Regions from separate parts of the Homo sapiens genome. Here all the other regions are linked to region 3. Evidence: chromatin contacts called from ENCODE Hi-C or POLR2A ChIA-PET data. All regions are on one chromosome and are shown on one strand. Each heading gives the region's core, a stretch centred on a gene start or an enhancer-like site at or near the end of the contact. The rest is flanking DNA. Distances are from core to core; before and after follow the strand shown.

The links. A loop is a pair of places that touch in the nucleus more often than their neighbours do. ChIA-PET counts read pairs that join two places held with the same protein, here RNA polymerase II (POLR2A). Pooled maps may share reads with other maps.
Region 1: a pooled map shows a loop between it and region 3 (7-fold over the local background). The contact joins the enhancer-like site here to the promoter of DSCR9 in region 3. A Hi-C loop is called at or near these places in 3 of 37 single-sample maps with no recorded cell type and 5 of 50 pooled maps. POLR2A ChIA-PET finds 5 or more read pairs at or near these places in 2 of 52 experiments (MCF 10A and SK-N-SH).
Region 2: a loop to region 3 is called in a pooled map, with 4 times the contacts of the local background. The contact joins the promoter of HLCS-AS1 here to the promoter of DSCR9 in region 3. A Hi-C loop is called at or near these places in 6 of 37 single-sample maps with no recorded cell type and 6 of 50 pooled maps.

What each region holds. Positions count from the first base shown.
Region 1 is chr21:37,460,294-37,462,993 of GRCh38, reverse strand. The region is part of intron 2 of DYRK1A (dual specificity tyrosine phosphorylation regulated kinase 1A); the gene reads right to left. Among named protein-coding and RNA genes, the nearest start is that of KCNJ6-AS1, 57 kb to the left of the region's middle. Within about 2 kb of position 1,378, at least 6 of the 41 ENCODE cell types and tissues checked have a DNase peak (open chromatin) inside an H3K27ac peak, as active enhancers do.
Region 2 is chr21:36,965,132-36,967,831 of GRCh38, reverse strand. HLCS-AS1 (HLCS antisense RNA 1) reads right to left here and starts at 1,373. Exons shown (of 4, transcript NR_186434.1): 1 at 1,221-1,373. It overlaps HLCS (holocarboxylase synthetase), which reads left to right and starts at 1,163. Exons shown (of 11, transcript NM_001352514.2): 1 at 1,163-1,388. The coding sequence starts at 1,194. RefSeq lists silencers at 781-1,250, 1,321-1,650, 1,371-1,701 and an enhancer at 1,761-1,810.
Region 3 is chr21:37,207,213-37,210,023 of GRCh38, reverse strand. It overlaps DSCR9 (Down syndrome critical region 9), which reads right to left and starts at 1,521. Exons shown (of 3, transcript NR_026719.2): 1 at 1,480-1,521; 2 at 1,268-1,370. RefSeq lists enhancers at 1,533-1,722, 2,021-2,811.

The sequences.
Region 1 (2,700 bases), core at 129-2,628, 250 kb before region 3:
TAGGAATTTGTATTATCAGATTTCCACTTATGACCTTTGTAGAGTACCTGGTACCAGACTCCCTCATTCATCATAAACAACTAAAGAACTAGTCAAAACATACGAAATAACCGTTTTCAAACACTGGACAACAGGCAGTGCAGAATCGTGATGACTGAAAAAAGAAATCACTCTTGGTGAGCCCTACAATCCCCCTGGTTTCCTATCTAGAGGCACTTTCCAGGGTACAATATAGGAAGGGGGAGCCCAAACAGAACACAGCAATCTCACTGTGCTGCAGAGACAGAAGGAAGAGTTCAAGGCCACTGAATTGGCTGGAATTTGTGCAGCAGGTAACAAAAAGAGAAGGAGCTCCATCAATCCGTACATAGGGTTCTCCTTGACTCTTTGGCCAAATGCTAAGCTGCACAAGCACTGGGAGAAGGACCATGAAGCCAGGCACAGAACAACTACCAGGGAACTGTGAACTGAATAACTACTAAAATTCACACAAGACTGTAAGACATTGAGTGTTCAAACAGGCTACAGTGGAGAAACCCACAGACATTCAACAGAGACCCCAGAAAATCCACATTTAGGGCTAGGGCTAATCCAGCCCTACAGTAAAGGCTGGCCCCTGTTCTAACAGAGACTGAAACAAACCTCAAAGGATCAAGATGGTCTGCAAGTGAATTAACAGCCTGCCAGGACGACATTCAACACTCTTTAAAGAGAACAACAAAATCCAAACACTCACGGGCCAGCATTCCTCATCCCCATAGCCAGCCCAATTCACTAGGCACAGCAAGAAGCAAGAAAATGTGGTCTGTATTCGGGAGGAAAAAATCCATTTAAGACTCAGAAATGACAGAAAGAGTGAAGTTAGCAGACCAAAACCACTATTATGAATGTTTTAAAATATAAAGGAAAACATGGACAAAATAAGGGAATAGTGAATCTTAATAGAGAAATAGAATCTACGAAAAGGAACTAAATGGAAATTCTAAAAATGAGAAACAAAATAACTCAAATGAAAAATTCACTGAACGGACCTAATAGCAGTTCAGACACCGCAGAAGAAAAGATAAGTGAATGGAAAAACAAAGCAATATAAATTAACCAAACTGAAAACAAGTTTAAAAAAAAAAAAAAAAGGAAAAAGTCACACAAAAATCACACTGAGGCAACTCAACCAAACTGCTGAAAACCAATGATGAAGAAAAAAATTGTAAAAGCAGCCAGAGACAAAAACACCTGTTTCCATATAGGGGAGTCACCACTTTCTCACCAGAAACCATGTGCACCGCCAGAAGAAAATAAAACATCTTTAAATGATGAAAATAAAAAAGACCTTTAACCTACAAATCTATATCCGGTGAGAACACCCTTCAAAAACGAAGGCAAAATACTTTTTCAGACCCATGAAAGTGAAAGAATTTGTCAACAGTAGATCCGCCCTCAAAAAATGTTCACACAAGTTCACAGAAGGAAAATGATTCCAGACAGAAACTGAGATTCACACAAAGGAATAAAGAGCACCAGAAATGTAAATATGTATGTAGATAAATATAAAAGACATTTTTTCTTAATATTTTTGAAAGCCAACTGACTGTTCAAAGCAAAAATAACATTGTGGAGTTTATTACATATAAATAAAACAATCACAGCACAAAGGACAGGAGAAATAAATGTAAGTATTCGGTTGGTGTAAAAGTAGTTGTGGTTTTGCCATTTTATTATAACTTAGATAATTTAAATAAATGTATAACTTAAATAAAATGAAATACTACCTATATTTGAAAATCAAAAATAATCATCTTAAAACTTTAAGACTAATATGCAGATGTGTGCTTTTCATTCATTCTGTATTTAACAAGCACGTATCATTTTTTAGGAACTGTACTATCCTCAACAACTAAATAACAGAAAATCTTACTTAACCCTACAGTAAAAGGGCCCTTACCACTCTTGATTACAAAAGGTAAGCCAAATTCTTACAGCTGAAATAGGAGGCCAAGGATTTATTTTTGGTAATACCATCTGGAAGACAGAAAAGATTAAAATAGTAATCCAACATATAGCTGCTGGATTCCATAAATTATCATATTGTACAGAGGATAACATATAATATGGGTAAATTTATATTTTCTTTAATATCCTAAAGTTATAAAATATTTTAAATAATAAGAATGAATAAAGCAGATAATACCACCTAGTACTAAGTTATTGGCAGTCATGAAAATTCCAGGTAGAGAAATAGTTTTTCTTGTAGTGCCCATAAATTTTAAATTAATAATCAGTAATGAAACCTATTTAAATTAAAATTCTTCCCTACTTAGTACAAAACAAGGTATTGAGCAGTCTTTGAGCCCTTAATTAAATCTAGGAATGAGCGTAGGGACGTTTGGAAACAAAAGACAGGTAAACAAAGACACGCAATGTCTCAAGACAAAGTCTGGAGGTGAAATTAAACCTTTTTAGACAAGTCCAACCACTTAATGAAAAGAATGAAGACCGGTGGTTCTCTAACTTTGACTGGAGGCTAGTGGCTAACAGTGGATTAGAGGCCAAAGTCTCCCTCATAGCGCAGTAACATTTCTGAGATGTGAACGCCGCAAGACTCCCCCACCCCTTTTGTTCGCTACTGCCTCCCCATGGCTTAAAACAGCAGAAGCTCTCTAAGTATCTGCTGCCTGACTTAATAATACAAAAAGAGCACAG
Region 2 (2,700 bases), core at 124-2,623, 240 kb after region 3:
AGGAGAATCGCTTGAACCCAGGAGGCAGAGCTTGCAGTGAGCCGAGATTGCACCACTGCACTCCAGCCTGGGTGACAGAGAGAGACTGTCTCAAAAACAAACAAACAAAAACTATCCTTAGATTAAGACATGGACGTGGTGTACATGATTGCTTTTGCTGCATCTTGCCACCTATTTTCAGCGAGGGCCAGAATAGGAAGCCACTGGATGGAATTCTTTGCTGTGCTTCGCAGCTGTTCAGAACACGTTCTTTACATAATGCCTTTTAAAGAAATGAGGTTCTATGGGAGAAGCCTCTGTGTCAGGACTAATTATGCTTCCCTTGGAGACAAGAACACCAAATCATGGTGATGTTTTCCTTTTCCCACTGGTGTTAGGATGCTTACAGTCAAACTGTTGACCCACATGTAGCAAGAACACCATAGGGAGCCTTCCTGGCACAGCCTTTTTAGAGGCAGCCTTCTTGGTGCTTATCTGTCTTCAATTTCTGTTTCCTGTCCTTATTTAAAAAAACATTATTGCATCCCGTGAATGTATGTGATTGACCTTAAAATCTTTTGCATGAAGGCTTAGTATAATTTAATAAAAACGGCCTTATCTTATTTTCCCAAGTCGACTGGGTAGCGGCTGTGGAGCGCTCTGGGACTCCCGGTGTGCTGCTGGTTAGTAAAGGTTGGCCTTGGCAGCTATGAACATAGGCAGAGCCCCCTCCTCAATCCGCCTCCCACCCCTCCAAGGAAGGGAGGCCGGACTTGGCTTAAACAGGTCGGGCAGCCACTGGAGCCTCCCCTCCCCCGCATCCACAACATACCCATCCCACTCCTCAGCCCTGGCGCGGCCCCGCACCCCGGCCTCCACTCCCTCGAGCCCCCTCTCCGGGTGCAGCCCCGGCGTCCCCTGACCCCGGTGCACACCCCCCGCCCCAGCGCTGCCCCTCGCCGCCGCCACCAGCCCTGGGCGCGGCCTCCGGAGCTCCCCATCACACAGCCGGGCGCGGCCTCACCCCCCCCCGCCCCTCCCGCCGCAGCCTCCAGTTGCCCGCGTCACCTTCCGGGTCCCCGCCTCCCCCGCCGTCCCCACCCCCGCGCCGCCTGGCCCGGGGGGGCGGCGCGGCCCTTCCGGCCGGGGCGGGGCCGGGCCTGGGGCGCTGGGGCGGGCGGGCAAGGCGGGCTCGCCCTGCCGGCGGCGCGGCCATGCTCATCACGCTGTGCTACCTGTACCTGTGGGCGCGCTGGGGTCGCCGGCCGGCTGAGCTCGTGCGCGCCACGGTGCGGCGGCTGCGTGCCTCGCGCTGTTCCTTCACCTTCTGCGGCGCGGCCGCGCAGCCCCCGGGCGCCCGCGTGTGCCTGAGCCGTGGCGGCCGCGTCTTCTGCGTCAGCGACAGCCAGGTGGGCGGGTCGGGCGGGCGGGCGACCCGGGCCCCGCGAGCCGGAAGTGCCCCCGTCCCTGCGCCTCGTCCCCGCCGGGAGCCCGGGAGTTCGGGAGCCCCGGAGTGGCGCCCTCAGTGCGGCCTGTGCGGCCCGGGAGGGGCTGTTGCCCCGGGGCCCAGAGAGAGGCCGGAGGTGCGGGACTCGGACCACGGACCCGGTCGCCTCTTCCCGGCCAGCCGGGCGGTGCTGGACGCGTGACTCTAGGCGCGCACCTGTGAGGACGTGAGCTGTGGATTGACAGCCGGACGCCAGCAGTGCCCACCTGGGGTCGCCCCCAACCTCCTCTCCCACACTTCGAGCCGGCGTTTGGGTGACCGTGAACCAGGAGAGACAGCTGTGGCGGGCCGGGAGCGGTGGCTTATGCCTGTAATCCCTGCACTCTGGGAGGCCTAGGAGGAAGGACAGCTTTGAGCCCAGGAGATGGAGACCAGCCTGGGCAACATAGCTAGACCCCTCTCTACAAAAAACAAAACAAAAAAAACACTTAGGTCGGCGTGGTGGCACGCGCCTGTAGTCCCAGCTACTCTGGAGGGTGAGGCGGGAGGGTCACTTGATCCCGGGAGGTTCACTTGAGCCCCGGAGTTTGAAGCTACAGTGAGCTATGATTGAGCCATTGCACTCCAGTCTGGGTGACAAAGCAAGACCCTGTCTTAAGAAAAAAAAAAAAAAATCCCAAACAAAAAACTCCCACCTGTGTCATCAGCTTTTTGTCAGATGTCCCCAAATTTACAAAAACTGCCCTTTTCCCTCTCCATCTTCTGTCAGTTGGTTGCATCATTCACCAACTTGGGCACCCGACTGATGGTCTTTGCGTCTTTTAAATTTCAGTTGACAGTCAGCCTTTGTTTTTTTTGACCCAGTGCTTAGGATGGTGGTTACGTGTTCAGCCCACTCTGTCACCTACCTTGTGACTTGGGCCAGTCAATTAATCTCTGTAAAAAGTCTGCTGCCTTGCTGTAAAGGGAACAATAGATCTTTCCATTCAGCTGTTTTTGGAAATGGGCTTAGCTTCACAGTGCAGTACTGCACAAAATTTCATGGACATCGGTAGCATTGTTCTCATTAATATTTAAACGTGTTTTGCTTTTAATCTGTTTCTTGTCCCTTTCCTCTGTTTTCTGGAATATTGCCTCACTTTTAGCACTAAAATGACGTTTTCTGCATATGTCACACCGTAAAGCCCCTGTGGGGAATTGAATCTTATCTCAGGTTTGAACATTGCCTGGAGGCTGTGCTTAGATATGGGTTGAAATTGTGCCACTAGCAAATA
Region 3 (2,811 bases), core at 272-2,771:
GCTTTTGCCACCTGCATGCCTAAGAAGGTTTGGTTTTGGCATGGGAACCTGAGCTGAACCTTGGGGGACAAGTGGGTTTTGTATTAAGAGGAAGAAGCAGAATGGCTAGAGGAGAGAGTTGGCTTAGCAAGTGCAAATCCTGACATTTTCCAGTTACATGACCTTGGGGAAATCACTTAACCTTTTAGGTTTATTTCCTTGTCTGTAAAATGCAGGCAAGAGTAATCTCTTCTTCATAGGGTACTTGGGGAAATTAAATGCTGCAATGTTTGTGGACAGGTAACACAGTACCTGAAATGACCATTAGTAAATATCATGTTGGGAGATGGTGAAGAGCAGGGCTGGAGTGAGGGGCTTAAGGAAGGTCACATGGAGGTGGGAATTCAGATTCAGAGGCCACCACAGCCAGCTTGTGGGGTGTGGCTCTTGTTCTGGAGCCTGGGTTGAGTTTTTTTGTGTTTACTGAGCAGCTAGTATGTGCAAGGCACATTCATTTAACCCCAGCGCTCCAAGAGACTAACTTCTGAGGCCCCTGCTGCAGGGAGCAGGGCTGTGGCAGGGGTAGATGGGAGCTTGGGAAGGGGTTGAGGGGGCTGGCCCAGGCTTCAGTGAAACCAGGTGTGAGGAGGTAAAGTGAGAATGAGGCTGATGGCTTGGGGTGGGTAGCAGTGAGGGCAGGTGCTTGGGCCAGGACTGGGATCCATGGGTGCTCCCATGGGCCTGCAGGGTAGACCCACTGGCAGGACTGACTAGGTCAATTTTAAGCCACAGGAGAAAGCCGGTGGGGGTGTTGGAGGAAGCAAGGGCTCCGTAAGGCCCTGACGGATAGAGTAACACAGGTGACATCACATCAGAAATGCCCCCTACCTGGCCCCAGACCAAGTCCCCAGAGTCTAAGGCCACGTGCAAAACTAGTATTTCATGAGGTTGACCAACAAGCTGCACCGCCTGCCGCATGAATCCCTGAGCTGCCAGGCTCAGGCCACTGCCCCCCAGCCCCCACCCCCATCCACCCCCTGGGAATCCCCACTTCTGTACAATCCTCCAGGCAAAGAGCGGCTCTGGCCTCCTCGGGCTCTGGAAACACCCTAGCGGGCATCGCTCCACTGGCTTCTCTGCCTGACTGCCCGCCCCTGCCCCTACCTCCTCCCCCGTCCCTCAGGCTGCACTCAGATGACGCCGTTCCTGGCTTCTGTCTAAACCTGGGTCAAGTTTAGACAAAGAGACTCCCTCATCCCCTTCCCAGCTTCGTTTTCCTCGGGATCACCTGTGACCTCCCATGTATTGTGTGATTGTAGATGACATCCGTCTCCCCTCCTGCAGTACTGAGGCCTTCCATCATCTCTTCTGTCCCCTTTGTATGGAAGCACCTAGAACAGGGCAGCACATGAGACCAGATGAATGAATGGATGAGCCAGTGAACAGGTGAATGTGTGGAGTTCAGTGGCCCGTCCAGATGACCAGGGCCGCATGGCTCACCCCAGAGATAAAGCCAGATGCACTGGAGCCCCCGGGTAGAAGCGAAGGTGGAGAGGAGCCAGCTGAGGACACCAGACCCCTCCCCTAGGAGAGGTCCCCAGTGGGGGAGGGAGGAGGGGAAGGAGGGGGAGCTGGACAGTCTTCTGAAGGAAGGGGTGAGGCACTGTGCCTCAGCTTTCAAAGGTCTGGCAGTTTCGAGGTGGTGGCAGTTTGGAAACTGGAAGCAAAAGCGATGTGGCCTCCAGTGAGTCCCCAGTCAAAGCCGGAGTCCTGCTGGCGCTGGGGCGGCAGCCAGCGGCGGGAGGCACAGTGTGATCTGTTCAATGGCTTCCTCTTTTCAGAGGCTGCTGGCTCACCCCGCGGGAATGAGGTGGCACTTCAGGACATGAGGCTTGGAGCTGGTGGCAGATTTCTTGGAACTGGCGGTGGGGAGATCTAAATTAAGAGCTTTCTATCACACCAAATAAATAGAAACTGAAATAGAGGACTGAAGGAATTAGGCAGAATGCCTTTATACACAACTTCTGAAAAATACCTAGAATGGTATTTATGCACTGAAGTCCCAAGGTATTTGCTGAAAACAATGACAGGTCTGTTTGACACAAAGGCACATGTTACAGAGAGCAAGCTTGTCTCTTTGAAAGTGCCTGCCACAGGAGCCCTGTAACCATACCAGCTGCTCGTTGTGGAGGCTGTCCTGGCAAGGCCAAGGGACCGGCCCCAGTCCTTCCTCTGGGAGGTAAGATGAGTCACCTCTGGCATGGAGGTGTCCTCCTGGTGGCTTCTTTTTGGGCACTCCTGAAACAGACCTGCTTTGCATTCACATGCACCCTCTCAGGCAGGGCCTGGCCAGAGGCAGGAAGGGGACTTCCTTGGTGTTTCGTAGCACAGGACCTGTTGTGGCAGGGACAGAGGTTCTGCTGGGAGTGGCCCCCAAGGAACCACTAAGAGGCTAATGCAATGACAGACTCGGCCTGTCTCTGGGCCAGAGACGCTGCAGAGAGCAGTGTCTCCTTTCCAGGATGGCAGAGAACCAGGCAAGGCCAGGCGGTGGCAAGGGAAGTGAGGACCCTAGCCAAAGAGCAATGGGAAGGAGCTCTCTCAGCAGAAATCATCCCAGCAGGGTTTGCTGAGTGCCTGAATCACCATTTCAAATGTGAAATGAGAAAGGTATCAAGCACCACCAGACCAGCACCACCAGACCAGCAGAACTCCAGGCTTTACCAGCTTTTCCAGGGAAGCAAAACAGCATTTGCCAATGACTGTGGTGTTAGTACTCCAACGATGGTTGATTTCAAGCTACCAGTGTCACCCCACTAAACACAGAGTTGG